Linked DNA regions of Homo sapiens: region 2 is linked to region 1. Evidence: read pairs that join two places in POLR2A ChIA-PET (ENCODE). Cell type or tissue: GM12878. All regions are shown on one strand. Each heading gives the region's core, and the rest is flanking DNA. Links, peaks and the distances in the headings are about the cores only. Region 1 overlaps TLE4 (TLE family member 4, transcriptional corepressor). Region 2 holds the start of LNCARSR (lncRNA regulator of Akt signaling associated with HCC and RCC).

The links. Peaks named below come from ENCODE experiments on the same cell type or tissue, not always from the same donor. Only the 100,000 strongest peaks of a DNase experiment are listed, where the experiment ranks them.
Region 2: POLR2A ChIA-PET joins it to region 1 with 5 read pairs; 13 of 35 experiments call an interaction of 5 or more read pairs at or near these places.

What each region holds. Positions count from the first base shown.
Region 1 is chr9:79,697,881-79,713,039 of GRCh38, forward strand. TLE4 (TLE family member 4, transcriptional corepressor) reads left to right here. Exons shown (of 20, transcript NM_007005.6): 9 at 6,903-7,022; 10 at 8,009-8,062; 11 at 8,867-9,019; 12 at 10,238-10,370; 13 at 10,713-10,906; 14 at 11,743-11,819. Among named protein-coding and RNA genes, the nearest start is that of LINC01507, 120 kb to the right of the region's middle. In GM12878, for the core only: no CTCF peak of the experiment used is centred there; no DNase peak of the experiment used is centred there.
Region 2 is chr9:79,555,217-79,569,455 of GRCh38, forward strand. LNCARSR (lncRNA regulator of Akt signaling associated with HCC and RCC) reads right to left here and starts at 12,736. Exons shown (of 3, transcript NR_184113.1): 1 at 12,416-12,736. In GM12878, for the core only: no CTCF peak of the experiment used is centred there; a DNase peak (open chromatin) is centred at 10,235.

The sequences.
Region 1 (15,159 bases), core at 6,061-8,560:
AAAAACAAGGTGTATATTTCATTCTTCAAGGTGTGTATTAATATTTTATTCAAGACATTTCATGTGTTTCTGTACTTAGTGGGTTAAATACTTGTTGAATGAGTCCATAAGCAGACAAAAAATATGCGGTTGTTTCCACATTTGCCAAAAGGGAATAGCTGTCTATGGGGGCTTACTAGTACTAGATGCTAGGTTGAATTCTTCTTTATCCTTATGGCAACTTACAAGGAAGTGCTGCTAACACCCTCGTCTTACCTACTGGAGAAATGGAAGCTTAAAGAGGTTCATGAATTTTCCCAAGGTCACATAGCAAGTGTTACAGCCTGGTCTTGAACCCAAGGCTGTCTGACTTTTATACCTGTAGCATAACCATTGTAGACACTGCCTCTCTTCTGTTATTCTTCTGACTGTTGGTTCCTCTGGTTTGATAATATTTTGATTACCTGCAAAAGAAATTTACCTTGATCCAGGTTTCTCTTACCAGTAGAGAAGCAGAGACAAAAACAATAGAACATTTTAAAGAATATATTGTTCATGAAATGTTACAGAAGGTGAAACATTTGTTAAGAATAGATTCATTACTTTATATGGAGATTATATTAAATCTTCTTTTAACAAGGGCAGGGCTTTAGAAAGTCCCAGTCATTTTTGAAGGTGAGTTTTGATTTATGTTAATTTGAAAAAAGCAAGTTCTGTGAGAGTTTTATACAGATTGTGCTTTTAATGACTTCCTTAATCAAGCAGGTTATAAAAAAGAAAAACCTCTTACTGTGATGAGCAGTAAACTGACACCAGTGACTGGCTCAGTCAGAGCTCTACTATATTCAAGTTTTTTACCACCAGCATGCTATAAATTTTAAGTTCATTTACATAAATTTACATGTGTTATGTGTTAGTATGTGAGACTTGTGCATTTTGACCAAGTAATTTTCATTTTAAAGGTTTTATATTTACTTTTTTCCAATTGAGGATTATTTCTTATATATATATACATATATATATATATATGTATATCCTGGTGGTTTCCCTGTAAATGAGATAATAATATGTTAAAATGTTTTATCAGTTATAAAGAGCTCAATGAATGGGAAAATAAACATTTTGTGTAATTCTGTACAATAAAATCCAAGCAGAACTAGCTGGGTTATGGTACAACAGTAGTTTGATGTACGTAGGTTTATTCAGGATATTACTTTCCAAACTTACTCAAAGTAGTTCCAAAAAAACAGAAATACAGTGCTTTGTGGTCTGGTGAACATGATCAACTCTTTGGATGATTCATGACTATAGAGTCACCAGTGTTCATTTTTATTTTTGACATGGGTCTTTTGCTTTTCTAAGGGGTTGCAGAGGAAAATATGATTGAGGACTTTGGTTATGGCATCAGTAAAGGATCTACAGGGGCCTTCTTCAGCTTTCTGTCTTCTGTGCCTCCACCCCTGTCCCCATCACCAAAAACAAACTCAACTTGAATCGTCCCTGACTCTGATTAATGTTTGAGAATTCCTATAGTGACTGAACTATAGTTAAGAGTAACTATAATTTATCGTCTAAACTTGGCCATTTTTGAGAGTGAAGGGAAGTCTGGACAACAGGTGTAGAAAGGGCAAACCAGGACTTGCAATTACCCTTGACATATTTTAGTGGTACCTTCTGACTCCTCATTATCCCATTTATCTGTTTGAAAACTGATTTACCCTTTTGTACCGTGTGGATACGATTTTTGAAGGCCATAGCTGATGAGCAAACAAGCCATAACGAATGAGTTTTAGGCTGCTTGATCATGGTTTCCATGCGACCTTTAGCATGTTCTTTCTGGTTGTTATCGTCTATGGGCAGGGAAGTCTAAGCACTGCACCTGTGTGAATGGAAAGCAAAATTGGCATGGTGTGCATTTGAAATCAAATTAGAAAGTCCATTGTGGAGATGGTATTTGCAGTCTTGCCTCTGTGCAGTATTGAACCAAAACCTTATCGTGATTGTTGAAAGGAGAAAAGTTTTGGTGAATAGTAGCATATTAAAACCCTATAATTATGGGGCATCAGAATATCTATGCTGGGGGAAGTCCTACACAAATGTCTAGAAAAGACCTAACATAAGGTTTAAAATAGAAGATCCACACTAGGTCACCATCCCAATCTCTAAAGTAAGTAGAATCAACTGGAGTCCAGTATACAGTGATAGGACTAAGTTGCACTGTTGAGGGGCTAGGCTATGTGCCTGGGACTGCGCGTTGTACTTTATGTGGATTATTTTTCTTGGTCTTCAAAGCAGCCCGTGGGGCTGAGAATGGTGTGTTGTTACCCCAGACTAAAGAGAGGCTGAGACTAAGCAACATCCCTTACGGCTATTAAGTGAAGACTCTAGACTCACACCAGGCAGTCTGACTCCAGAGAGATGCTCTTGCCTGCTATTAAAATCTGTGCTCCCTGTTATTAAAATTAGCTAATTATAACAACAGCATCTTCTTTTGGAGGGGGAAGTTACTTTATAGAAGTCTTTCTCATACATTGTCATCTTTGATCTTGAGGTGGCAGAGGAGTAAAGGTGGAGGGGTGGGGCCTTCCCTTTCAAGTTGCTGGAGGTGTCAGTTTTCCATCTGACTTGGTCAACAGCCCTAGTAAAGTCTGGGATGGTCTTTAATCTAGGAACTAGAATCTTCTCATAGTGAAATTAGAACCTGATTATAGCTTTTTAAAGCTTACCTTTTGCTACCAAAGCAATTGGGGTTTCCATGTAATAAGTCTTTTAATCCTTTAGTATTTTTTTCTTGGTTTCTCCTTGTTTTCCTGCTCTTTTTCTTAAACAGATCTACCCTGTTCTTTTTAAATATCCCAGCATAAGTGTTTACTTTTAAAATCCAGAGCTTTACTAAACATTCACATTCAGGGTATTTTGCTTTCTCTGGATCAGCCATTGCTTGTGACCGTGACTCTCCAATCATAACAGATTTGCTGAGATACACACACACATACACACACACACGCACACTCAAACTGTAGTGAGAAAGACTTGTGTTTAATCCTTCTAAATTTGTAGATTTATAGGGTCACAATGCAGCTTCAGTAAGTTTCTTATGTAGTAAACTTGAGAAATATCTAAATTGAGCTTTTAAAATAATAATAGAGAAATAAAAAATAATAAAATAAAAAGCTTTTCTAGTAAAAGCATGACTTTATCGGTATTTATTTAATTCCTCTTATTCACATGCCTAGCAAAGATCCAAGTGGCATTCCTGTGGCAGAATGGTGGACTTACAAGATTCATGATGAGAGTCTGTGCCAAGTCCAATTTGATTCCAGAGTAATTATGTTATTAGAACATTGCTGATTGCCCCAGTGCCCACTGTGCAGCTTAACCTTTAAATGCTAGTGATAATTAACTACTTTATCATTCTACCAAGAAACTCCAACATGTAACTCTGTTCTACAGTCAACTTCAAAAATACAACGCTGCCTGCAAAACCGGAAACAGCTAGCTTAAGAAAAATATAAAGTATTTGGTTGTACATATGAGCCAATAAATGAACATAAAATCTAAATCTAAATAGGCATTACCTTTTAGTATTTTTAAGAAATTGTTTTGTTTAGAAATTTTTCCTCTTAAACAATGTGGAAATAACTTTCAATAGAATATAGCAGAATCAGAGAATTGTTAATAAAAGATATATATACTCCATTTTTCTTCTTTTTGTAAAATATGAAATTAGCCAGATTTAGTGCATCTAAAGGTAAGTAAAGGAGCAAAGGTGAGGAAGGGGCTGAATTGCCATATTACCGATTCCAAGGGCACCACAACACAAATCTTACTCTAGTGAATGGTCTCCCATGGAATTGTTCATCCTAGTGATGCTCAGAAAAGGAATGTATCATAAGAGATTTGGAGTGAGATTGAGGCGTGCAGAGGGGATGTTCAGCCATTTGTGTTGAGAAATATTTCTGGGCAGTTCCCTTCTGCTCATGATGCTAGGTGCCCCACCCTCAGGGAACCCACAGCCTAAAGTGGGAAGTGGCCTTGTAAACACAGCAATAAATTTGTTGTGAGTGCTTTACTCATTGGAGGAACAAAATGTTAAGGGAACAAAGAGGAATGAATGATTAATTCTGCCTGACAGCATCTGAGGAAGCTTTGAAAGGTGACATTAGAGCTGATTCTTAAGGATAGTGGGGGATTTCAAAAGATAGATCTTGAGAAAATAGTCATTGCCATAAGCCAGGAAAAAAGGCTACAGGTGCAACGAAAATACACAGAGCCCAGGGGAACACTGGCTTATAGTGCTGATGTAGGATACAAGGCCAGGACTCTGGATTGGGGTGTGGAGTGAGGACTTTGGAAAACAGCCATACTCAGAAATTTGGAATTTTTTTCCCCCTGTGAACAGTAGGAAACTGTCCTTTTAAAAGAGGAGTTAAAACAGGCTGAACCTCTCTTTGGGAAGTATGAATTCCAGAAGTGAGGTGGATAGACTGGAGAGGGGAAAACTAGAAACGGGATTGAGGCATGAAGTATGGTAGATAGTAACCCACAGATGATGATTGCATGCATGGTTTCAGTGGTCATGAAAACCTACTGAGTGCATTGGGTTGTGTGAAAGCAAAGCAGAAGTGTTGACCCAAGTCTCATGGCTTGGGAGTGAGGTTTGGAACTCAGCAGAGATACACAAAAGTCAAGAAGTAGTCCACTTTAAAAAATCGTTTGGCTCGTAATGTTTTGTGTCAATCTTCAGCCTTACTGAATAATGCCTGCAGTCTTTTCTGCCACTAAGTTTAAGGCTGAACGTTTGATAGGTCTAGGGCTAGAGTATTCATATAAAACCTCAAGAGGGGCTGGCACAGCAGGGACGGATTTAGAGGTCCCCAGCCCGCCCAGTGGGCACCCACTCACTGGTCCCATCTCTCTCCCCCACCAAACTCCCACCTGCACATCTTTGGAGCTTGTAATAAAGAGTTGCCATCACCACAGGTATGAAGAAAGACCATCAATCTTCTTAACAATGTGCTTTGGAAGTTCAGAAATGCCACAAAAGAGATTGTGACATTAAGGCTCAGTGGAAATAAAATGGAACATAGACCCAAAAGTTCTGGGTAACACACTTTCTCTCATAGTTAATTAAAAGGGCCTCGTAAATGTTGTATGTTTTTATAAACATCAGTTATTACCAACAGACTAAGATAAAGCAAAAAAAAAAACCCGTTCAAAGAGTTAGTCTTATATGAAATAAATTTATAAATGAGGAAGAGCTTTCCTGACCAGTTTTCTGAATTGATTTGCATGCCAGACAGAGACGTTCCAGTGGTGATTGTTCTTCCTATAACTTTTTTTCCATAGAGATTTTCAGATATTCTTTCTACTACTCTCCAAGATCAGCCCTTTGTTACCCTGGGTTAGGGTCATTCACACTTGGGAGCCCTGCCCTGGTGCCCTGCCAAGGGACTGTGTTACTCAGGTTTTTGCCATTCACCACTCAGCAGCATAGCGCAGCCCTCAGTCCAGCTCCCGCTCTCCCACCTCACCTGCATTTAGATCTTTTCTTTGGTCTGTCTGAAGCTTAGTCACTAGGCAGTTGTTAAGATTGTTCCAGTTTTCATTGGCACTTTTTTCACTTCTTCATCCATGATTTTAAGCTCTCATATTATCTAAATGTGCCCAATAACCACCTGACCTTCATGGCAGATAGAGTCATTCTCTGCTTCAGGTCTTGTCACCCACGTCTCTTGTGTGTATAGGAGACTTCTCCAGTTGAGAGCTCCTTGAAAGCAGAGGTGAAGCATACAGGCTGAGCCTAAGTGTGGTCCCAAGAGGCATGGAGCATCTTTCTCCATTCCCTGGCCCCAGTGGCATTCCTAGGTTTCCAGACATTGAAAGGTGTGGGTTCATGAAAACTATAGGAGTGAGAAAGGAATAATACGCATTTCTGCAGGTGGTGTTTTTCCTGCCACTCTGTATCTTCCAGGCCCTAACATATGGCGCTGAGCAAAACTTCATAAATATGACCTATATGTCACATGACTGCCATCTTTGGTTGCTCAAATCCCCCAAAATTACTTTCCCCCCTTTTTTTTTCATTGACTTACTAATTACCTCTTAAAAGCTCTACTTTATAGTTTTTCTATAGAAGCTTGAAATGCTGGCTTCCCATTAGCCAGCAAACTTTAAAAACAAAACAAAACAAACAAACAAAAAAACCTGGCTTTTTCTCCTTCCCTTTTTTCTCATATATGCTTCCTTTCCCAACTTTCTTTCTTTTTTTTGAGACAGAGTTTCACTCTGTCGCCCAGGCTGGAATGCAGTGGCGCCATCTTGGCTCACTGCAGCATCTGCCTCCCGGGTTCAAGCAGTTCTCCTGCCTCAGCCTCCTGAGTAGCTGGGACTGCAGGCACGCCACCATGCCCAGCTAATTTGTTTTGTCTTTTTAGTGGAGATGGGGTTTCACCATGTTGGCCAGGATGGTCTCGACCTCCTGACCTTGTGATCTGCCCGCCTTGGCTTCCCAAAGTACTGGGATTACAGGTGTGAATCACCATGCCCAGCCCCTTTCCCAAGTTTCTAAAGGCACTTCAACAGTACAATATATCCGTAAAACCAAACCCATTCTGTTTTGAGTTTACACTAATTCCTGCCACCCTTTTTATTTCCTCTCCTCCCTCTGTCCCATCTCTCTGCCTCTTCTCGTTTTTTCTTTCTTTCCCATTATCTTTCCCCCTTGTCTTTTGCTACTTGTCTTTCCCTTTATATCCCTGTTTTCTTCCTTTCGTCTCCTCCGCTTTCTCCTATCTCCTCTTAACAGCTTTGCAAGTATATGCTAAAGAATAAAAAGAAAAGAAAGTCTCAAGTGACTTAAAAATCACTCGGCTAAATAGATGATAATTTCTCAACCATGCTTCCTCTCCTTCTAATTCCAGAGCTCTTCAGTATCCCCATCAGCCAGTTTCCGAGGTGCTGAGAAGCACAGAAACTCCGCAGACTACTCCTCAGAGAGCAAAAAGCAGAAAACTGAAGAAAAGGAAATTGCAGCTCGTTATGTAAGTTCATTCACCTTTGTGTTAGGGGAGGCCAGCTTGCCTTTTTATCTGCAGCCATTTTACCCTTTGACTATTACCAGCCAACACAGGAACACAGGATAACATCCTTTAGGAGACAAAAAACATTTATTGTATTTATAGCTCTGTAGCCATTGGCTAGCTGAAGTCCTGTGTGTGTACAGATGCATGTGAGGATAGAATGCTTCATTGGGCAGCTAACAGAAGACCTGGATGATCCATATTATTGTTTCTATAGGTGTATTTGCTTCCCCATTCATTTCAGAGTGGTTGGATTTTCTGTGGTTAGCTGGAATTGTTAAGCAGAAAAATATAAAATCATAAAAAATGTGTTTAAATGCCTAGATGGATTCATGTGCTGAAGGATATACCAAATGTTGTGGAATAAAACATGGAGAGACATCCAAGATCATCCCTAGCCTGGAATGAAGCTCATTTTCCTTTAGTGGCTGGGCAGGTCACAGGAGTGAGATGGGGGAGCAAGCTGGATGGAGCAGTGTGGAGGCAGGCGGCCCCTGCTCTGCTTCCCTGCTGGTGTCCTACAGGGCCGCAGGCCTCATGAAAAGCTGGAAATCTGGATTTTTACCTCCCAATATGCAGTTTTTTAAAATACCAACAAACCAGACCACACCTATCTGTAGGCCGGATTTAGCCTGGGCCTGTCAGTTTGCAGCCTCTACTCTAGAGTAATAAGCCAACCATCAGCTTCAAGTTTGTAACTGAAAAATGTAATCAGGTCACCCTCTTGGTGCAGTGGGTAGTGCATCAGTCTCATAATCTGAAAAATATATTACCCACCTCCATAGCATCATCATGAGGATTAAAGAAAATAGGACATTGTCAAGTATTTAACACTGTTTGGTACAGCTCATCTTTATAAGATATGAGGAATTAGTCTGGACTTACTTAGGGTAAATGTGGTATGTTTTGTGAGGGGAGAAGATAATGCTTCTCACTTGTCAATGCAGGACAGCGATGGTGAGAAAAGTGATGACAACTTGGTGGTTGACGTTTCCAATGAGGTATGTTTGTGGCTACTTTAATTTTTTGCACTTGCCCAGCCATATCAAAGACTAGTTGCCCAAACAATTAGTATCCAAAATATCTTGAGGTTTGTCGTTTTGTTATTGTTGTTGTTTTTTGAGGCAGGGTCTTGTTCTCTTGCCCTGGCTAGAGTACAGTATTGTGACCACAGTTCACTGCAGCCTTGAACTCCTACGCTAAAGTGATTCTCCCTGTTCAGCCTCCCGAGTAGCTGGAACTACAGGCACGTGCCACCACGCTTGGCTCATATTTAAATTTTTTGTGGAGATGGGGTCTCATTATGTTACCTAGGCTGGGCTCAAACTCCTGGGCTAGGATTACAGGTGTGAGCCACTGCACCTGGCCCAAAACATATTCTTGATTTCTAAAGGGACCCACTTTTTATTTACATAAAAATTATGTACTACTGATTTTATATGTTATTGATCTTTTTTTTTTTCATTGTTCTTATTCTATTAAGAATAAGGTGTCATTCTCTACTGCAGTGAAGGCACACCAGATCTCTGTGGTCAGCCTGCAGGTCTCATTGACGTGCAATTTGCAGATGGGTGGGGTTTTGATTTTTCTTTGGGTTTTAAATAAGTACTATAAATACTATAATTTTGGGGCCCTCAATACTGAATATTTTCGTTAGTAGTTTCAGTGAGTATTGTTATCTGTTCTAGCACATTTGTGCTTCTAAGCATGCATTAAATGCTTTTGGCTAGAAATGTCCACACCCAACAACCCCAGCATTATAAATGTGCTGTGCTTGCATTACTGTCCACGATGTTCCTTTGTAGGATCCATCTTCCCCTCGAGGGAGCCCAGCACATTCCCCCAGAGAGAATGGCCTAGACAAGACACGCCTGCTCAAGAAAGATGCCCCGATTAGTCCAGCCTCTATTGCATCTTCCAGCAGTACTCCCTCCTCCAAATCCAAAGAACTTAGCCTTGTAAGCAGCTCCTTACCATCTCTCTGAGTGTGGCCTCTGCCAATTTGATGTTTGAATTTGATGTTTTTATCTTTATATTTCTCACATTTTTAACAGGACTTTTATTTCCAAATGTATATATGTTCGGTATTTAAGTTTAATTGGCAAAAGTATGTAGAGCAGAATAAGTTTACTAACTTGTTGGTGATGAGTGTTTATTTTATGATTCTTTTTGCAAGGATAGAAGAGGGATATGGGGAAATTGAGTGAAACACGTCTTAGCGAAGATGAACAATGCACATTGGGGTTACAGAGATGGTTTTGTCGCCTGTGGTTTATGGTAAATTTAGTTTGGGGCTTGAATGTGATTTTGTTGCTAGCTTTGTTTGAATTACCAAGCTACATATGACGGCAATAATTTTCCCTTCCTATCTAAAAAGTAATCTCTCATTTACAAAAGTCTATCTTGACTTACATCACAAATCACAAATGCAAAAATGAACTGCTCACCCATCAGGATAATCTCCCTGCACCCTATTCTTCTGTGGCTGTGTAGTTAATTGCAACTTTGTGTGGTGTGTCTTTTTTCCTCACCAGTTATTTCCTTGTAACATAACATTTAAAAAAAGAATAAAAAGACAAATTCAGTTTTCTAATAACCTCTGGAATTCACAGCTAAAGGAAAGGAAATTCCTCACTTGGTCTGCAAATTAGGGGGGATAAGTGCGACGGGCTAGATTGTTGGTGTTGTTTTTTTAAATTTTATTTTCTCTTGGCCTTCTGGCCTTCTTTTAATGGCACCTGCTCTCTGCTTAGTCTCTATGACAATTCAAGCTTGGATGTGTTTTCTAATGTGACCTGTTCACCAGGAAGCCTCTTGTGACATGAACAATCTGCCAGGAGCCCACAGTTACCCCAGTCTTTACCAAAGTCACCAGCAAGTGGCCACAGTTAGGACATCCTGGTTTGTGAGCCTCATCTGACTCAGACCAATTTCCTAGAAATGAGCTGCTCTCCTCTAAATTCAGCTTCAGTTTATGTCTTCCCAAATATTAGGTCTGCTGTCTCAAGGAACTCTTTTGTTTCTTTGTTAACTTTTCTATTAAAGAAAATCAAGGCCCAAGCTGAAGAACCTCTTCCATTTCTTTTCCTCCTTTCCTTTTCTTTACCTTTTTACTGTTTAACGTCATTGTTAAAACCATGTTCTAATTGCTGGTATATGTCATTTCATCTTGTTAGAATGAAAAATCTACTACTCCCGTCTCAAAGTCCAATACCCCTACTCCACGAACTGATGCGCCCACCCCAGGCAGTAACTCTACTCCCGGATTGAGGCCTGTACCTGGAAAACCACCAGGAGTTGACCCTTTGGGTTAGTAAGAAAAAAGTTTTTTCTATATTTTTATGCTCGTTTTTAAGAATTTAAAGCAATTTAAGGAGTACAGTACATTAAAAGTGCTAATGACCAGCATTGAATGGCTGTTAGACAAAGTTACTTAACCTGAACCGAGCACCTGGGACCAACCTTGTCTGGCACATGGTAAGTGTTCAATAGAACAAAGTGAATGAGTGAATTCTGAAGGCTTGAATGACTTTTGAGAATATTAAAATAAGCTCATTTGAACCATAGATTCTATTTTGTGACATGTTTACAAATGTCTTCACTGTTGTTTCCTGTGTTCTTCATTTTTCTTCCATCCATTTTGGTTTGCAGCCTCAAGCCTAAGGACCCCAATGGCAGTACCTTGTCCATATCCAACTCCATTTGGGATTGTGCCCCATGCTGGAATGAACGGAGAGCTGACCAGCCCCGGAGCGGCCTACGCTGGGCTCCACAACATCTCCCCTCAGATGAGCGCAGCTGCTGCCGCCGCCGCTGCTGCTGCTGCCTATGGGAGATCACCAGTGGTGCGTTTGTGAGCTTCACAAATAATATTTTAGCACACGGAGGATTGTCATGCTTGATTGATTGCGACAGGGTCTCGCTCTGTCACCCAGCCTGGAGTGCAGTGGCATGATCTTGGCTCACTGCAGCCTCTGCCTCCTGGGCTTAAGCGATCCTCCCACCTCAGCCTCTCAAGTAGCTCGAAAAAACAGCATGCGCCACCATGCCCAGCTAATTTTTAAAATTTTCTGTAGAGGCAGGGTTTCACCATGTTGCCCAGTCTGGTCTCGAACTCCTGGCCTCATATGATCTGCCTGCCACAGCCTCCCAAATTGCTAGGATTACAAGCATGAGTCACCATGCCTGGCCTATCTATTTTTTAATGTAATTTATATAATCTAAGGTATTTAGAGATCTGTGGGTATTTATAAGTTAAGCTACATGTGATTATAATCTTGAGGTCCATTTTCTTTTGTAAGGTGAAGAAGTTTCTTTTTTATTTTATATGTCTTTTTAAAAGAATACTAATTTTAAATTTTCCAAAATGATACTAATTTTGGAAACTTCAAACCTACAGAATTAGATCACATAGTATAATGAATGTAATGACTCTTTGGTTCTACCATGAGCTTCAATAATCATTAGTATAATTTTTTAATCTGTGTTCCACCCCCAAGTATGTTACCATTAAATCCTAAACATTGGTTATCATTTCACCAATAAATACTTCTGTATATATCTCTAAAACCTTATTTTTAAAGGATCTATTCTCCCAGGTTTTAGAATAGATTTTGAGAAGGATAAAACAAGTCAAATGTAACTGTGCTTATTTCTGTTGTTTGCTTGGGAAAAATTCTAGGTGGGATTTGATCCACACCATCACATGCGTGTGCCAGCAATACCTCCAAACCTGACAGGCATTCCAGGAGGAAAACCGTGAGTACCTTTTTGCCTCTGTGCTCATTGTGTGTCAAACTCAGGTCCCTTGCTGGCCCCGTAGACTTAGAATACCACTAGACAGTGTTGGGGGAGTTCCCATGACTTGTATTTTTTTACCTTGCAAGGTATTTTTCATTTTCTCTTAGCACAAGAAGAGAAGTAATGAAGTGGGGTTTTGCATTGTAAAATTTTGAGCTTTAATATGTAAATGCAAATTGCAGAGGCATCTCCAGTAGTCAGGTCTTCTCTACATCTGTTGCAGATTTCAAGGCAATTCTTTGTTCCAAAAGTCTGATTATTATGTGCAAACCTGAATGTTCAAAATTTGAATATGTTGGGAAAAGACATGCCAAACCTCAAAGGCTGAAAGGAAATAAGGGCACTCTTATGCTTAGTTCTGTTTTCAGAAAAGGTGACTTGCTTAGTTGGCTTCTTATACCGTGCTCTGGGCATCTGGAGCCTCTGTATTCACAGATTCCTTGAGTTAGGAAAGACAAAACACAACACACCAGTTGTTCTAGCCTTCTCTGAACGGATCTCATTCCAAATACTTTATTTTAATCTAATGCACCTTTTTATTACTACCTAATCACAGTTGTCTCTGCTAATTGGCTTCATCTTCCCAGAAACAAAGATTTTACTATAAAGTAGCACTGGCTGTTTCTTTAAAATCCCAGCTGGCTGCTTTCTCTCGCTTCTCCTTTGGGAAGCCTCCCCCGCAGATCCTCCTTGCCTTGTTAGTCACCTGTGTGTGTGCATTTTTCTCATCACTCTTTCTGTGGGCATCCCCTCTGTCACTACACATGCCGTGTATGTGCTGCCTCCCCAGTCTCCAGGGCTATCCAGACCTGACCCTCAGTAGCAGCTCAAGGCGCCTTCTCCCAGAGGCTTCCCTGGTAGCTTGCCTGCCTTGAGGTATTTTGTCCTTACTGTCCTTCTTCCTGCAAAACTTTCTGTGGCTTAGTGTCTCATTTAGTTATCTAAGATGTCATTATGTCAGAGCGTTCTGCCCTGACAACCCTATTATCCCTCTTTCCCTTCCTCCCTATTCTTTCCTCTTCTACTACCTTTTTAATGCTTTTTTATAGCCATTATCTGCCTCTCCCTCTTGACTATAAGTTCCATGAAAACAGAACAGAACTTTCTGCTATTCAGTTATAGAAGCAGTCTCACTGCCTAGAATGGTACCTGGTTCATAGTGGTGCTCACGGTATGGATTTATTCAGGGAATGGATATGTGCTGATTTCTTTCTTCTCGGACCTCCCATTGCTTGTTTATTCACTCCCACACACTCGGGCACTTAGTTTTCACCCTGGTGTTAATTGCGTGCCCTCTTCTCCCCACATCCCTTCAGTGTTGCCTAACCTAGACCCTTTCTTTACTTTCCATCTGAGGAATCCAAATCTCAGTTCTTCCTTTTGTAGCATATTAATACTTCTCTACAGACTCTATCCTAACCTTCCTTTGTTGTATCAAGCACAGTGCTGGCTCCACAGCCAAGTTGCTTGGTAAATATTTGGCTGATTAATAGGGGAGAAAAGACAAATTAGAGTTCCTCAAGAGTTGAAGGTATAAATATCAATTACCATAAAATTCTGTGTACCTGTGTGTGTTTTGCAAATAGTTGTTGACTAACAAGTCTTATTGACCAAGAAACTTTGATGTATTTGAAGGTGAAAGTTGGGTCTATTTCAAGCAATGCTAAATAACAAGGTTATACAATTAATCAAATAATGACTCAGATACCTACAAGTTCCATATGAACTTGTGGGGAAAGTGGAAGGGTTCCTTTAGGGAAGAAGTACTATCCCTTTTTTTTGGTTACTTCTTAGGTAACCAACAGTTGTACCCAGAGCTACAGCATAACCACTAGAGCAAATGAGATGATGCTTCTTGCCTCAGCTGCTGCTTCGAGGGGCAAGGGGTGTAAGTGTCTTTAAGGAAACACCTTGGCTAAGGGATTTGGACCAGTTAAACCACTGTGGAATCACAGCTGCTCTGACTCAGATGGTGCTTCTGAGTCTTGGGCTGACTTCCCTTCATCAGTTTTAACTTTCGATGTTATAAAATGTTTAAATGTTTAAGATCCTTTAGGGTGGGTTAATGGATTGGAGGATTGTTGAGAATTTTTGTTTATGAGAGTGACAGAGTCACATCTACTGCAGTTGGCAAATGACACTTTACCAGGAAAATGACACTACTAAAAAGCATGTGGTGCAGTCAACAGAGTATGGTTTTGGGAGTGTGACAGATCCAAGTTTGAATTTAGACTCTGCCAGTTGAACCACTGAGAAGAGTGGCTTTATGCACAATTTCTTTGTGAGCTTCAATCAGCTCATTCATGAATCAGGGATGGCCCCTCCTCAACAAGAAGGATGTGAAGATAGGAAGTAAGATAATATGTTGTGTGTTCATTCAGTGCCACATTTGTTACATGGTGGCTGTTTAGTCAACCCCAGCATTATTTCCCTTTCAGCTTTGTCCCAGCATATTATTCATTTTTCAGCTACTTATGTAGTAGGAGGTACATTGTGTTTTAGGGGCAGAAGTGACCCAAGAAGATGGGTCATTGGTGTGTCTTTATGTAACAGAGCATGAAGACGTATAAAGTTACATTCACTTATATGCATACAGAGATAATATACTTTTATTATAGATTTTTACAGCAGAAATGAATATAACAGTTATGTGGCTCTCCAGATCATAAGATACTGAATTGTGCAATGTTGTCTTGTGCATATTTTTCAAGACAAAACTTTTTTAAGTGTGCTAGAAAATAAAATAAAAAATCACCTAAAGTCTTCCTCCACCATACATACCCACAATGTAACTACCTTTCTCCAGAAAGACTTATAAAAGTTATGTGTCTCTGTTCTAATTATTTCACACAATGAATTGCTAGATATGATCAGAAATTATAATTAAATGCATGTTCCAAATTAATAAAATGGTGTTTATTGTATAATTCACATTGAATCCTCTTGTCTGCTCAGGTGAATTAGCAGAGGTTCTACTTCATATGTAGTTGGAATAACAGCATAGTTTAATTTCAACATAAGCCAAAAATGGCCCTTCTCCTTCACCTGCTACTCAAATGAGACTTCTATGGCTAGTGTATAACTATTTGATTAACATCACGGTACTAATTGTATGAGATGTGACATGTGAACACAGCAAAAATAAAAGATCTCACGTTAGTGGATTATAGGCTGCTCACAATTCAGAAATCTGACTCTTTTGCATTGATTTATTTTTATAAAGCAAGATTTTCAAATGAGAATAATGCCTGATACATAGTAAAAACCTTCAACGAGTATTTGTTGGCTAACTCACTGG
Region 2 (14,239 bases), core at 8,806-11,305, 140 kb before region 1:
CCAGGCCCAACATAGATGTCCCTACAGAAGACCTGTTAAGTCTGAGGATGGGGGTTTATTTTCACACAAAAACATGTAAGCTTTGATTGGAGAGGAGGACTTATTTATTCAGAGGAATCAGAATTACTCCAGCTGACTAAGGTCTTATAAGCCTGGAGGTTTCTACCCGAAGGCAGGGGTGGTCCTAAACTGCCTGGAATGAAAGGCTCAAGTCTGTGATGTATTTTCAAGGATGCAGCTCTTGTGGCCAAAGGTTCTGTGTGCTGCCAACAATCCAGCTGAAGCCTTCTCTGACTGCCTTACAAGGGCTGCTGCATAGTAACCTGGCCCCGGCCTGCCCCTTCAGGATACAACATCCCACGAGACCCCACTAACCCAGCAATGACCCTTGCCACTCTAACCTTTCTCCAAGCTCTCTGCTTCTGACCACAAGAACTAAACACTCCCATACTGTGCTCCACGAAGGCTCCAAACACTGGGACCGAGTCATAGCTAATTGGTTTTTTACAAGCCTAAAATAATCCAGACAGTTAAATATTGATGTTCATTTCTGGGTAGCTATAAACACAAAAGGGGTGAAAGAGCATGTTTTATGGCTTCCTCTCATTCATTCTTTACATGATAATGGTCTTTAGTCAATAAGCCCAGCTTTATAAAGAGGGGATTCATTTGAATTAAAAGGGATGTTCCAATGTGCTTTATGTCATTGTGACACAATGGTCCATCCACTTGGTGACATCTACCCTGTTCACCTAGCACACTCCTACTACACAAGTAATCATCCTAATAATGACAGTATCCTTTGGTTCCAATAAAACACCGTTACTATTACAATACAGATCATAGAATCACAATTTGCTATTTATGCATAATTGGTCTATCTCTCAAAGACATAGATAGTTGGTCTACTTCTCATAGACATTTGTGTTAAAGGTAACTTATATTTATGTATGTTCTCATGTTATCACTTTAGATTCTAGACTTCTCGAGGGCAGTGTCTTCATTACACATTCACTTATATTACTAATCAGATATTGATAGAAACTAGTTTCTTTCATTTTTCTATTAGTTGATAAACACCTAACTGGGCAGCAAGAAAAAAGAAACAGCTAAACTTATTTTAACACCCCAGGAAATTTCATCTTCTTCATTAATTTTGGCAGTTTTTCTACCTAACACTCAGCTTATTTTGGAAGAAATGCTCAGTCTTTCAGATTTGTGAGTTTGCTCCATGTTCTTCCCCAAGACATCTCCTGTGTCCATTTGAAGAGGCGGGGCTTGGGTGGCTCTGTGTAGTAGTTGGGAGACAGGGTCCTCAGAACAGCAGAGTCCACCCTGGATTCTCATGAGGTCTACTGCAGAAGACCCATGAGCTGGGAAACTAATGACCACAGAAGGTTGCTTTCTTTCCAGAAGGTTCTGCTGGGACCTGGTCCTAGAGCCTGGGACTAGTGTAGGTCATGGCCAGTTTTCTTTTTCAGCTTGATCTAGAGCTGGTCACCTCCCTGGTGACTTAGTCCCATGTTCACCCTTGCTGGTGCAGGACTCCCAGGAGATCCAGGCCCAGCCACTCTGCCAGGCAGTCCTCAATTGCTGCCCCTAACACAGTGACTGCCCTCCTCCTAGAAGGTTCTTACCTAACTCTCCTTGAGCTTTCCAGACCCTCCTTGGATATTCTAGAGTTCATTCATGCTATGGAGAAGCAGAAAATGATGGAGGAGGTCCACTTTCTACCTCACCCTGGGCGACATGTGGGTTTACTTTCATATGGCCTTCCTGGTTGCTGAGAGCAGTCTGTGAGGACAGAGTCCTAGATGGAAAGGAGCACAGACGCCACTCTCTTCCCCTTTCTCCTCAACCTAACACATTTCGTTGACTCTAAGATGCCATTGGTGTTGAGATATACCATTGTTCTATGTACTACTCCTACTACTAATAATATAACATAATAATAACCTAATAATAATGCCCAGAAAGCTGTGACACATCCTGATGCATCCTGATTTCAGATATGGAAAAGCGTGAAAAGATATTTATTAAATCAGTTAAATGATTTATGTTTCTGATATACATGTCTACCCAAGGAACATTGGCCCCAAGAGAAAAGATGGTAGCCTAACCACTACTATCCTTCCTCTCCTCCCACAACCCTCAGACCAAGAGGAATAAGTCTGGGGTTTTTCATTTCCTATCATTATATCCTTCTGCTATCCCAGGGTAGCAAGCTTCACTGCCTAGCTTCTCCTCTCCATGGAAGAAATCATTATCTAGTCACCCATGCCTAGCTCTATTTCTTTTGAGATGGAGTTTTGTTTTTGTTGCCCAGGCTGGAGTGCAATGGTGTGACCTGGGCTCACTGTAACCTCCGCCTCCTGAATTCAAGCAATTCTTCTATCTCAGCCTCCGGAGTAGCTGGGATCACAGGCACTCACCCCAAAACCTGGCTAATTTTTTGTATTTTTAGTAGAGACGGGGTTTCACCGTGTTGGCCAGGCTGGTCTCGAACTCCTGACCTAAGGTGATCCACCCGCCTCAGCCTCCCAAAGTGCTGGGATTACAGGCATGAGCCACCACTCCCAGCCTCATGCCTAGCTCTTGATGTCACAATATGATTATTCTGGAAAGTTATTTCTGTTTTGACAAAGCCTGGCTTTCAACAATAGGTTGACTTGTGACATAATCCCCTTTTGAATATCAAAAATTGAATATTAGGTCTTTTTTTCATTTTGAACCATATCTATAACAATCCAAAAATTCTCTGAGGCATGTTTTTCAGATGTCTCTGGCAGAATAGGGAAAAGTTCAGTTTGAGAAAATACAAAACAAAGTCAAAGCACATTAAAATATTACAAAAAAAAGTTATTCTGTTTCATTTTTATCTTCTCACAAGACCTACTGTGAAACAATGGACAAATTTGACATACAGCAAATTCTAGCTGAAAAACAAAGGATGAAAATATTTATATGTGTTTTTCTAGTTCTTTTTTGTGAGTACCTTTGAAAATATAATTTGTATCATTGACTTTCTTGTAATTTCTCACACAAAAAAAAGCTAAATTAGGTCTTGTTTTCAAGGAACTCACCAGGAATGATGACTTAGTACTTGATATCTTTGCTATTTCCAAATGAATAATATCTGTCCCACCAAAAATAACCCTGAAGCCTTATATACTTTGTATTTCTTTGTGTTGCAATCTTTGGATGAGGAGTGAACATTTGTTTCTTTTTGGTATTCTAGTAGTAACATCTCGTAGGCAAAAAAAGGTACAAATAAAAATTGTTATTATTATCTTGGTATGAATGTAACTTTTTTAGTATTAATTTGGGGCAGGCCAAAAGAGAAATTTCAGAAGCAGGACTTGTAATATAGAGGTTTTGTGCTGTTACTGAAACTTTTTCTTCCTGGCATTCTTTAAAAAGAAACTTTCCTGAGATGCCTGGTGAGGTAACACGAGTGGCTTCTCTGGCCAGGATTTAGCTGCCTCCCAGGAATAACTATCTCCTAAGGGCCTGGCTCCTTGGTAGCATGTGCTAAGACACTGAAGACGAAATCTAACTACAATTCTAAAGTATTTGGCAGGTCAATAGTTGATAGCGCTAGAAGTATTCAAAAGAAATCATAATATGATTGTGTTGACTTATAAAAGAGGTAGCTGAAAGAAGTGAAAAAAGTCTCAATCACGTGGCATTTCTTCTTCACCAAAGCTTCATTATTTCTCATATTTTCAGTGTTTTAATCGTAGAACTATAATTTAAAATATAATTTTTGGGAAACTAATATCTCTTTATGCATTTTGAGGTGTGATCTTGCCCATATCTGGACAAGATATGGGCAAGATATGGCAAGATATGGACAAGATCTTGCTCATATCTGGGCAAAATGTGTGTGTGTGTGTGTGTGTATGTGTGTAGCATCAAATCTCTAGTAAGCCCAGCTTTAATATGGAAGTCATAAAGAGGAGAAATGAGTGAATGTTGCTGAAATTTACTTTATAGATGTTGCTTTTGGAAACCGCTGGTGAGCTAACGTACTATCAGTTTTGCAAACTGATCTTTAGAATCCTATAATAAATAAAAAGTTTTAGTTATAAGATTGTCATATGTATTGGAGGAATTACTAGAAGGGGGACATTTCTTTTTATGATGACTATTAATGGCTTTCTCTAGTTGCAAGTATGATCCAATATTTCCTCACCCGTTTTTTCTTCTATTTGTAATAGGCCCTGTGCCTTACTCCAAGAAGTGTTTCTCACCAGCGATTAATAGGATGCAACACACAAAAAGGGCTGGTGAATCTGTTTGTTACACTCTACTTACTAAGGCTATGGCTACAATACTCCAGTGCTGAAGTCAGTGAAAAGGCATCATCCAAACACAATCCAAGGAAAATGCAAGCTGATACAGCACAAAGATGCTTTGTTTAAGAATGGCAGAAATTTCCAGCAACTATCTGGGAGAAAAAAAATGCAGGATGGGAGGGAATGTAATCAAATAACAAAACAAACCCAAACTAAAAGAGAATCTTTATAAACCAGCACAAGGACACTTTGTTTTTAAGTGCACACAATGAATTTTAAAGATCTTTGTTCAGAAGGGAAATAAAGTATTATGAAGGACTGACACATTTGATGGATGGATGGTTTCTGAAAAACCACATTATCAATTACTTTTTCCTTGTTTGGCTCCAGTCCAGTAATTTTTATTTGAACAAGCCACATGCTAGCATGGTTTTGATTGCAGGAAGTAACTGGTTGTTGTTAAAGGATACTATTTCACTGATGAGCTTATCTCTTCCTCCCCCCTGCCCTTTCTGATGGGAATCCGATATGAAAGGCACAGCTTCAGTTGTTATAAACAGAGTCAGGGATTGTTTGATAGACCCACCCGTGTTTTGCTTTCAGCATTCTGTGGTACAATCCAGACAATGTATTCAGCAGGGCTTCAGAAAACAAAAGTTGAATTCGGCTTATTTCTGTTCTCAACTCTGACATGAAATTTTGATATCTCTGATGTTTGTCTCTCATAAATCTAAGTTTGTTAGCAAAAAAAAAGTTATGAATATTATATTCTTTTTTATATTAGACTATCTCAAGTGAAGCCTACTGAGAAAAAAGAATCTTTATGGAACAGTGAAGCTAAAATGTATCAAAGATCTTCTCAAACAATATAGTGCCTTGTACTAGCTTTGCTTGTTTTCTAATCTTATCAAAACAAGTATATCAGAACATTATTAGTGTAAATATAAGAAATACAGCTAATTAAGCTATATTATTAAGTACTCTCAGTTTTCCCTTGCCCTTAAAGAAAGATTTGGGGGCAGTCATCAGTGGACAGGAAATTATCTATGAAATCAATTGCTGACACACACAGGGCTGTGTGTGTGTGTGTGTGTGTGCGCGTGTGTGTGTGTGTCTGCTAGTCAAGATATCTTCCTTTATGATTGAATATTTTTTGCATGTTACCATGCCTGAAACTTAAACTATTTCTAAGTTCCCAGGGTATCATGGTAACTATAGGCTTTGGAAAGTTATTTAAGTATGTTTCCTAGTTCTATATTTTAAACACTAATTTTAGTGATTATTTCTCTGCTGAGAATTAAAAGTAAAAAGGTGGTCTTAAAGAATAGGCCATTTGATTATTCATCAGAACATGAAAACAATTCCAAATGAATTAGAATTTAACCTTGTTCAATGGAGGAAATATAAATTTAGCAACCATTTTGTTGACTTACTAATTCACATCAAAATTCTTCTAAAGATTTTGCAACATAGATGTATAAAATATATTATTAACCACAACTTATTCCCTGAAAACAAAATGAAGAAAGCAAAACACATTTCATATCAAAATTATGTATCTAAATATCATTTCTTTCTGATGTGAAGGCAGCTTGGAAAACAGCAAACAAAACAAACCCTTCCAGAGGAAAAAAAGTCCTGGGTTTGAATTTGCTGGTTGGCTGAACTTAGACAAGTTAGGGAACCTGAGGCTCCATGGATTCACCTTTAAAAAGAAGATGAGATGGAGATTATGGGATTGTATTCAATCATTTATATTAGGATGTGTGGCACACTCAATAAATGTTAGCTACCAATGGGGTTGATTACAGAACCTAGCTGTGGAATAAATATAAGTCCTTTCCAGGATATAAGAGAGCTTGGTGAGGCAAGATTCATATTAGAGACTTTCCAGTACTCTAAGTCTTTATATTTATAATATCAAAAACAAAATTATACATCCCTTTATATATTTAAATATTCAGTTGAATTACTAGTTAGTACTCTATTTGCCAATTCTTCCTCCCTAAGCTATGACTTTGTATATATTTGGTTTTAATAATTAGTAAAGTTCTAGTTGTGTATGCAGTAGCTTTACAGATAATAAAAATTTAATTAAACTTACTTTGATGCAACTTTGATTATACATTTTCCTAAGCATTGCATAAATAATTCAAAAATGTATGTGACTAACATCCCTCATTCATCAAAAATCTAAAGTTCTCTCAAATTTTCAAAAGCTAAGTGTTAAATGTGGTTGTGTTCAGGTATTTTAAACATCCTGCTCTAGAACTGATAGAAAATGTACAGTTAACCATACTTTTTGCCCAGTACAGTTATTATAGTTTTTTTTTTTTTTTTTCAGATAGAGTCTCCCTCTGTCACCCAGGCTGGAGTGCAGTGGTGCGATCTTGGCTCACTGCAAGCTCTGCCTCCCAGGTTCACGCCATTCTCCTGCCTCAGCCTCCTGAGTAGCTGGGACTACAGGCGTCCACCACCATGCCCGGCTAATTGTTTGTATTTTTAGGAAAGATGGGGTTTCACCATGTTAGCCAGGATGGTCTCCATCTCCTGATCTCATGATCTGCCTGCCTCGGCCTCCCAAAGTGCTGGGATTACAGGTGTAAGCCACCGCACCTGGCCATTATTATAGTTTTTATAGGTTAGAGGAGATCTCTGAATCTAATTTTTACAACATGATTCACATGTTTACTGTTTTCAGAGCAAGTTGTTAGAGAAGGATTGCTGGCCAGCAATGTAAATGTTATAAAAATGTTTCCAAATTTAATTTGCAATAAATATCTGACAATTCATTCACATTTTCAATGTCTTATGAAAATATATTTATATATGAAAATTGCGATCATAATAAATAATTTTCCGAATGATTAATCACATGTTAAAAATTTCAAAGAATATAAGTTCCTCTAAGGATTTAAAAATAAACTGTTTCCTTTCAAGAAAGCATAAGGACCAAATTTCTTAACCTTATAAAGGAAAAAGTTCTTTATTGCTTTTAAGTCCTTGATGAAAGTCATTCCTGGAGATTATAAGATTATTTTCAGAATGACTTTCCTTTTAAAAACTGTAATTTCTCTTTAATTTCTCACTGGAAAAATTATAAAAGGTGCCTCAGTCTGGATTACAAATTGGGAATGGCGAGTTATTTTTGCATTTCTCTCTTTCATATAGATGTTGCAAAAATTAGTCAGATTCAGAAATCTACCCTAAGCTATAAAAACACTACACAGTAGCAGCTGTACGGGGGAAAAGTATGCCAATCATGCTAATCATAGATTTTCTATGAGGTGAGAGTAGATGAGGGAAGGAGAATTGCTAGACTGAATGGTGACTGAGTGGCCTCTGCTACTGAGCATTTCAAAGGGGCAGATATAACCAAGGGATGGGGATGGTTGTTATTCCACTTTCAGTGTGTGCCCGTCTGACTCATTAACTCCCTCCATCCCCCAAAACTTCAGTAAAGGCATTCACACATGGCTTGGGTCACGGTACTTCAGAAGAGTACGGGATGTCCCAAAGGGTAGTCTGGTGTGGAAAATGGACAGATGAGCAGGGGGCATAGAAGGGAGATCAAGCTTTCATCAGAAACAAGAAATGACAGAGAAACAGAGGTACTCCCACAGCAATCCCTGGAGCTACTGAGAAGGATGTTGAACTTCTTATTGTACTTGGGTTGATGGTGAGTCATTCTTGTCTAAAGCTATAAAAACAAGGAATCCAGCAGAGGCTGGAGATGAGGGCATCCATTTCCTGACATATGGGTTATACTGATAACACCTTTCTATACATACACACTTAGATTGTAGAGTTGGTGTGTACCTGTATTGATACATACACACCAACTCTGAGCCAGGCCAGTCACTGTTCTCCGAGTTACAGTTTTCAAATTTTTAAGATGGTCACACCACCACCTGCTCTCCCCATCCAACAAGGTTTTGGAAGGAAGGAAAAGGCATGTGGAAGCACTTTGTAAAGCACAAAGCATAATAATCATTGTAAGGCATTAAAAGGCAGCTCTAGGCTGGGCGCCCTGGCTCTCACCTGTAATCCCAGCACTTTGGGAGGCTGAGGGAGGTGGATCACTTGAGGTCAGGAGTTCTAGACCAGCCTGGTCAACATAGCAAAACCCCGTCTCTATCAAAGATATAAAAGTTAGCCAGGCCTGGTGGTCACGCCTGTAATCCCAGCTACTCAGGTGGCTGAGACACGAAAATTGCTTGAACCTGGGAGGCAGAGGTTGCAGCTGAGATCCCACCATTGCATGCCAGCCTGGGTGACAAAGGGAGACTTTGTCTAAAAAAAAAAAAAAAAAAAAAAAGTCAGCTCTAGTAGAATAGAAAAAAAGTGGAATTTGAAAAGTCAAGTTTGATTCCCAACTTGTTTGCTTTACTACTTGTATAATCTTCAAGAGGCCATTGGTTTCTGTGAACCTAGTTTCCTAGTCTGTAAAATGGGGATTATAATACCCATTCTGCTTCTCTGCTGGTACCTTTACATAGTACCAGAGGTAATAATATGTAACAACACTATGTAAACACTCGGGGTTCATATAAAAATAAGGTATCAAATGGTCTTTCTTGCAGACATATTTAATAAAAACCTATAATAAAAGCATTCAAATTTTGTTCTATATAAAAGCAAGGAGCAGAAGCAGAGGGTGTCCCCATGAATGAAAATTTCTCAGAATATCATTGTCTTTTTGAAAAGTAGTAGTGCACTGGACTAGATATTACACTGTGAATGATGGCTCACTCACACTATTTTACAAGGATTGCTATTAAAGGAAGTCATGTGATTTACCAGAATTGTTCCGGGCTACATAATATTGAGGACAAGTCCTGAATTGAATTATAGCAGTAGGAGCCCACATAGTAGCATTAAGAATATAGTTCCTTACAGTTTAGATCATTTTATGAGACAACTAATCAATTTTCAACAAATGCGTCTGCAGCCACTTTCCCCCAAATAATCTTCATTGCAAGAGATAATTTTTTCAGAAGTATTAAAAAGGGGTAAGGAAAATATAATCAACCTCAGCAGATGATCCTAATTCAAAATCCATTCCATATGACCAACTCTGAGATGATAAAATACAACATTTTTTAGAGCAGCAAATGTTTGCATTTAGGGGAAAGGGGTTTAGAGATCATACTTACCTCCCTTAAGGATAAAACACAACATAGATGAGACCAGAAAGGTTAAAGGGGTTACCCAAAGTTAGCCAGATCATGGTAGACCGTGAATTGACCCCCAGTTCTAATGAAAATAATACTAGACTTTCCAGCCAAGCGTGGTGGCTCATGTCTGTAATACCAGAGCTTTGGGAGGCTGAGGTGGTTAGATGGCTTGAGCTCAGGAGTTAGAGACCAGCATGGGCAACATGGTGAAATCTCATCTCTACCAAAAATACAAAAAATTAGCCAGGTGTGGTGGCCTGCACCTGCAGTCCCAGCTATCTGGGAGGCTGAGATGGGAAAATCGCTTGAGCCAGGGAGGTGGAGGTTGCGGTGAGCTGAGATCACGCCACTGGACTCCAGCCTGAGCAAACAGAGTGAGACCCCATCTCAAAAAATAAATAAATAAAAATAATACTAGACTCTTATGAATTATTTTCTTGTACAAAGCAGTAAGATGTTTACTTACACTTTCCTACACCTACCCCATTCCCGCACCACTCATTTCAGAAAGGAAATGCGCAGATTTTCTCCTGTAATGTCTGCCCTATAGGCTGTTGTGATAGTTAGCAAGAGTGGGAGCCTGTGGAAAGGCACGGCAAGAGCAGCTGCATAGGTGTGAACCCTGCTGTTAGTTGAAAGTAAAAGGACTAGGGCTTCAGCACTGTGCATCTCTTTGGAACTTCCTTACTGAGCCTTCAGACACTCTGAGGTCGGAGGCTGAAGGGAGTGAGCCATGCTTCCTGCAGCCATGGTAATTCTCAGTTTCAGCCTTTGCACAGTGGCAGCTGCAACACAGTCATCTCCCTGATTCACCCTCTGCCCCCATTTTTGCAATAAAACATCTGCTTGAAAAGGAGTAAACCAGGCAGGTGAGTTGGATAGTGCTCAAATTACATACTTTAATTGAATACTCATTTGTGGAATTCAGGTTTATGCAAGGTATTAAATCAGGAGGTAGGAGACAAGAGTTCTGATCTCTGCTTCAGTACTTACAAGCCATATAACCTTGGGCAAGTGACTTATTTCTGAGCCTCAGTTGATTAATCTTTAAAGTGGGGATAATAATATCTTGTTTGCTTAAAGGCAGGGGAATGAAACAGAAGCAGCTGTTAAAGATCCCTTCTAGATTCTAGAAAATTAAAGACAATGTGAGCGTTCCTCAAGTAAGGGAGTCATTTTTAGTAGTGTATTTCTTAGATATGATCTCTGTTATAGAGTATAAATAAGTTCACAGCTCTTTTTAACTATTCAAGACAACTGTTCAGACTAGCAAGAAGTCAGGGTCTCCCTCAGCTCCATTGTTGACATAAGGTGTGCCTATAAAAGTGCTATGCAGCCTTATCTTCCTCACACACTCAGCTATTTATCCCGAAGCACCCCATTAATGCCAGGATGTCTAATCCAAAAGGAGATTTGTATCTTCAATAAAGAGTTATTTCCGAATGAGAAAGATCCATACTTCCTGCCTCTGTATTGCAGCTAGTGAATTTGGGTCACTGGTCCATTCTCCTGTTGACTTCAGCTGCGTTCTAGATAGCCCCTCCCACATACACCACTGTGTCTGCACCATAATCTCCGGGAGGGAAGAGAAAGCTTCAGTGCTCCTTCTTGCCTGCAGACTTAATTAGGGATAATCTCAAAGCATTCAAATAATGTAGCGTTTCAATAAGGACAGTTATTTTGTCCCAGAAGCCTCCTTAGTACCTATGCAAATTTGTCCACTGCACTCCCAAGCCAAGTTCCCTCCCCACAAAAAGGCAACGGGTACCTACATTCCTTTTATCCATCAAGATAAGAAGGGACATCCCAACACAAAGATAGCTTGGCAGTCTTCACCACTAAACATTGAGGCAGCTGGCAACAAACCTCTACCTAACCAGACAAGTTAAGAAATTTGTCACTCTCTTTAGCATTGATGTCCTGAATCTTTTTCAATAATGAGTTTTCTGTCCAGTTCTCTCTATCTTAACATAGATGGGAGGATGGTTTCTGAGCAAGTCAATTGCAGATCTAGAAATGGATGTGCATGTCCTTGATTCTCTATGATCATTGCTGTTCTAGCTATATATTCAATGCAGAGCTTGACATTCAAACTTGCATAGGCATCCTCTTTCCAAATTAAAATGGACCCATCACTCATTAGTGGGGGTGAGGTAGTGGCAGTACCAAAGGATGTGTGTGGGAAGGGCAGCATATGTGCTTCTGTACTCTTTATCAGCTGCCCCCAATTAAAAACAATTGATAATTCTTTAATATGACAAAGGGTACTTTCTTAATCTTAGGTCAAGTATGAACGTGGGCACCTTATACCAAGTTGATATTTGTAATGATCTTGTCACTCCCTGCTTACGAGCCTTTCTCCCTCCACAATGGCTATTATAATCAGAGTAGAAAATGAAAGCTTTTATTAGGCATAAGAAGTTCAATGTGACCAGAACCCAGTGATGTAGCCATGACCTAATCTTATATTACTCTGTGTCTAGCATGTACCAGTCTTTAAAAAATGCTCACATTCACCAACACTTCCTCAAATGAGGCTTTTGAATCCACCTGAAATTTGCTTCTCAGTGATTTTTGCTTTGGCTGACTCTTTCTAGGCATTCAGGCTTCTGCTTAAATGTCACCTCCTCCAAGAAGGCTTCTATGAACTCCCATCTGAACTAGTTCTACTACTCCTGTCACTCCTTCATATTATGCAACTGTTTGTCTATCTCCCCCCATCAGAATGTAAGCTCCAGCAAGAAAGACACTTTGCTTATGTTGTTTACTGTATCAATCGGGATCCGATCAAGAGAGAAAAACAGTAATTTCAACAAGGAAAGTTCAATATAAAAAATTATTACCTATAACAGGGAATTGGATCAAAGGGAGATTGGTAAGAGGTAAAGAGAGCTCTAAATAATACAGAAATAGAGATATAAGGAACAGCTACTTACTAACCCTAGGGCTGAGATACAGCATCTCAAAAAGAGCTCCTCCAAGACACAGACACACTCTTAGGGCTGGCTGAGATCCAGACTTTGCTGGAGAGGGCACAGTTGTAACTTTCTGAATAGCAGGAGAGCCCTGCTAGAATTCTGCCTTCTGGAACTTGCTAGAAATCCACATTCCAGAACTCGTTGGAAATCCATTCTCTGGGGTTCCAAGGAAAGCTGCTGAGGGAGGTGACTCATTAGAGGCACTTGCTCCAAAGCCACCTAAGGGGCTTCTGGAGGAAGCTGCTGGCTGCTGGGTGCTGCTGCTTGCTACCTGTGCTGTAGGAACCTGCCCAGTATGCAACCAGAGCCAGGAACCAGGAAACCAAACCCTTTCCTCCTGCAATGTCTCTCCAGCGCCTTCTATTGACCTAGCTTTTTTAACAGCTGGAAAATATTTAAAGGGCTCAGATTCAGTTTCACTAGGCAGGCAATGAGGATGAATTTGGAGCTAAGAGGCAACATATTAATAATAGCCACTTTTATTGTGAAATCCCCATATTCTGGCACATAGTAGGTTTAATAAATATTTGGTGAAGTAATAAATAAATGATTTACATCTAACCAAAGTGAAAAGCATGCTTGGCATATGTCACTTCAAGATTGGAGCTTTCAGGCCTAGCTTTTAACATGAAAGTTGCTGCCAAGTGCCTCCCACATGAAAACTCTGGAACACCCCACCTACCCCCCACTCTGTGGTAGGGATAAGACAGGCCTCCAGATAACATCATAGCTTGGCTCAACAGTTAGCGAGAAGTGCAATGAGAGAAGCACAGCAGAGAAAAGGAGAAAAAGTGGCCATGAGCCCCACTTACAGTCTGTGTTACGGCTAGGGCTGGGCCGCCAGTTGCTGCATTTGCATCTTTCTGAGACATTGAGGTGAGTTACATAGCTCTGCCACGTGGCCAAAATGTGAAACACATCCAAGGGCTATATTTTAATACAGAACTTAAAAAATAAAGAAACATCTTGACTTCTCTAGCCACTTTCCTGTTGACACAAACCATCGAGAGAGATTAGGGGAAAGATCCTTGCTATAAGTGATCTGATATTTCCTAACAGAGCAAAGTTTCCTCTTTGTCCACTGACCCTTTCAATAGTTCTTCGGGTTCTATTCTTAGAATTCTCGTTTCCTGTCCTGAGAGAAAACTGCACAGAATTTCAATAAATATGACCCAAATGATGTGGAAACTTCCTATAAGGATGCAATGAGGTATTCATTCATTAATGCCATCAACAAATATTTACTGAGCACCAACTACCAGACAGTGATGGCAGACATAATTTGGGGAGTTTGGAGTGCAACTGTGAACACAACCAGGTCCCTGTTCTCATGGAACTTGCTAACATTCTGGCTAAAATAGAGAACATGGAACTTCCTACAGAGGCACTGTGGGTGATTTCACAAACCATTGAAAAGCTCTAGTGGGAGCAAGCAACTAACCAACCTTAGAATAAAACATGGTTGTTGCTGGTGTTCTTAGAAACTTCGCTGTCCTCGTGTGCAAATTGTATCACTAAAGTCTTCTCACTTTTGATTCTTGGGAAGGTTTCAGGGCAGGGCTGTCTAATGGAAATATGTAAGCCTCATAATTTAAAATCTTCTAGGAACAAAGTTAAAAAAGTAAAAAGAGGCTGGGCACGGTGGCTCACGCCTGTAATCCAAGCACTTTGGGAGGCCGAGGCGGACGGATCACCTGAGGTCAGGAGTTCAAGACCAGCCTGACCAACATGGAGAAACCCCGTCTCTACTAAAAATACAAAAAATTAGCTGGGTGTGGTGGCGCAT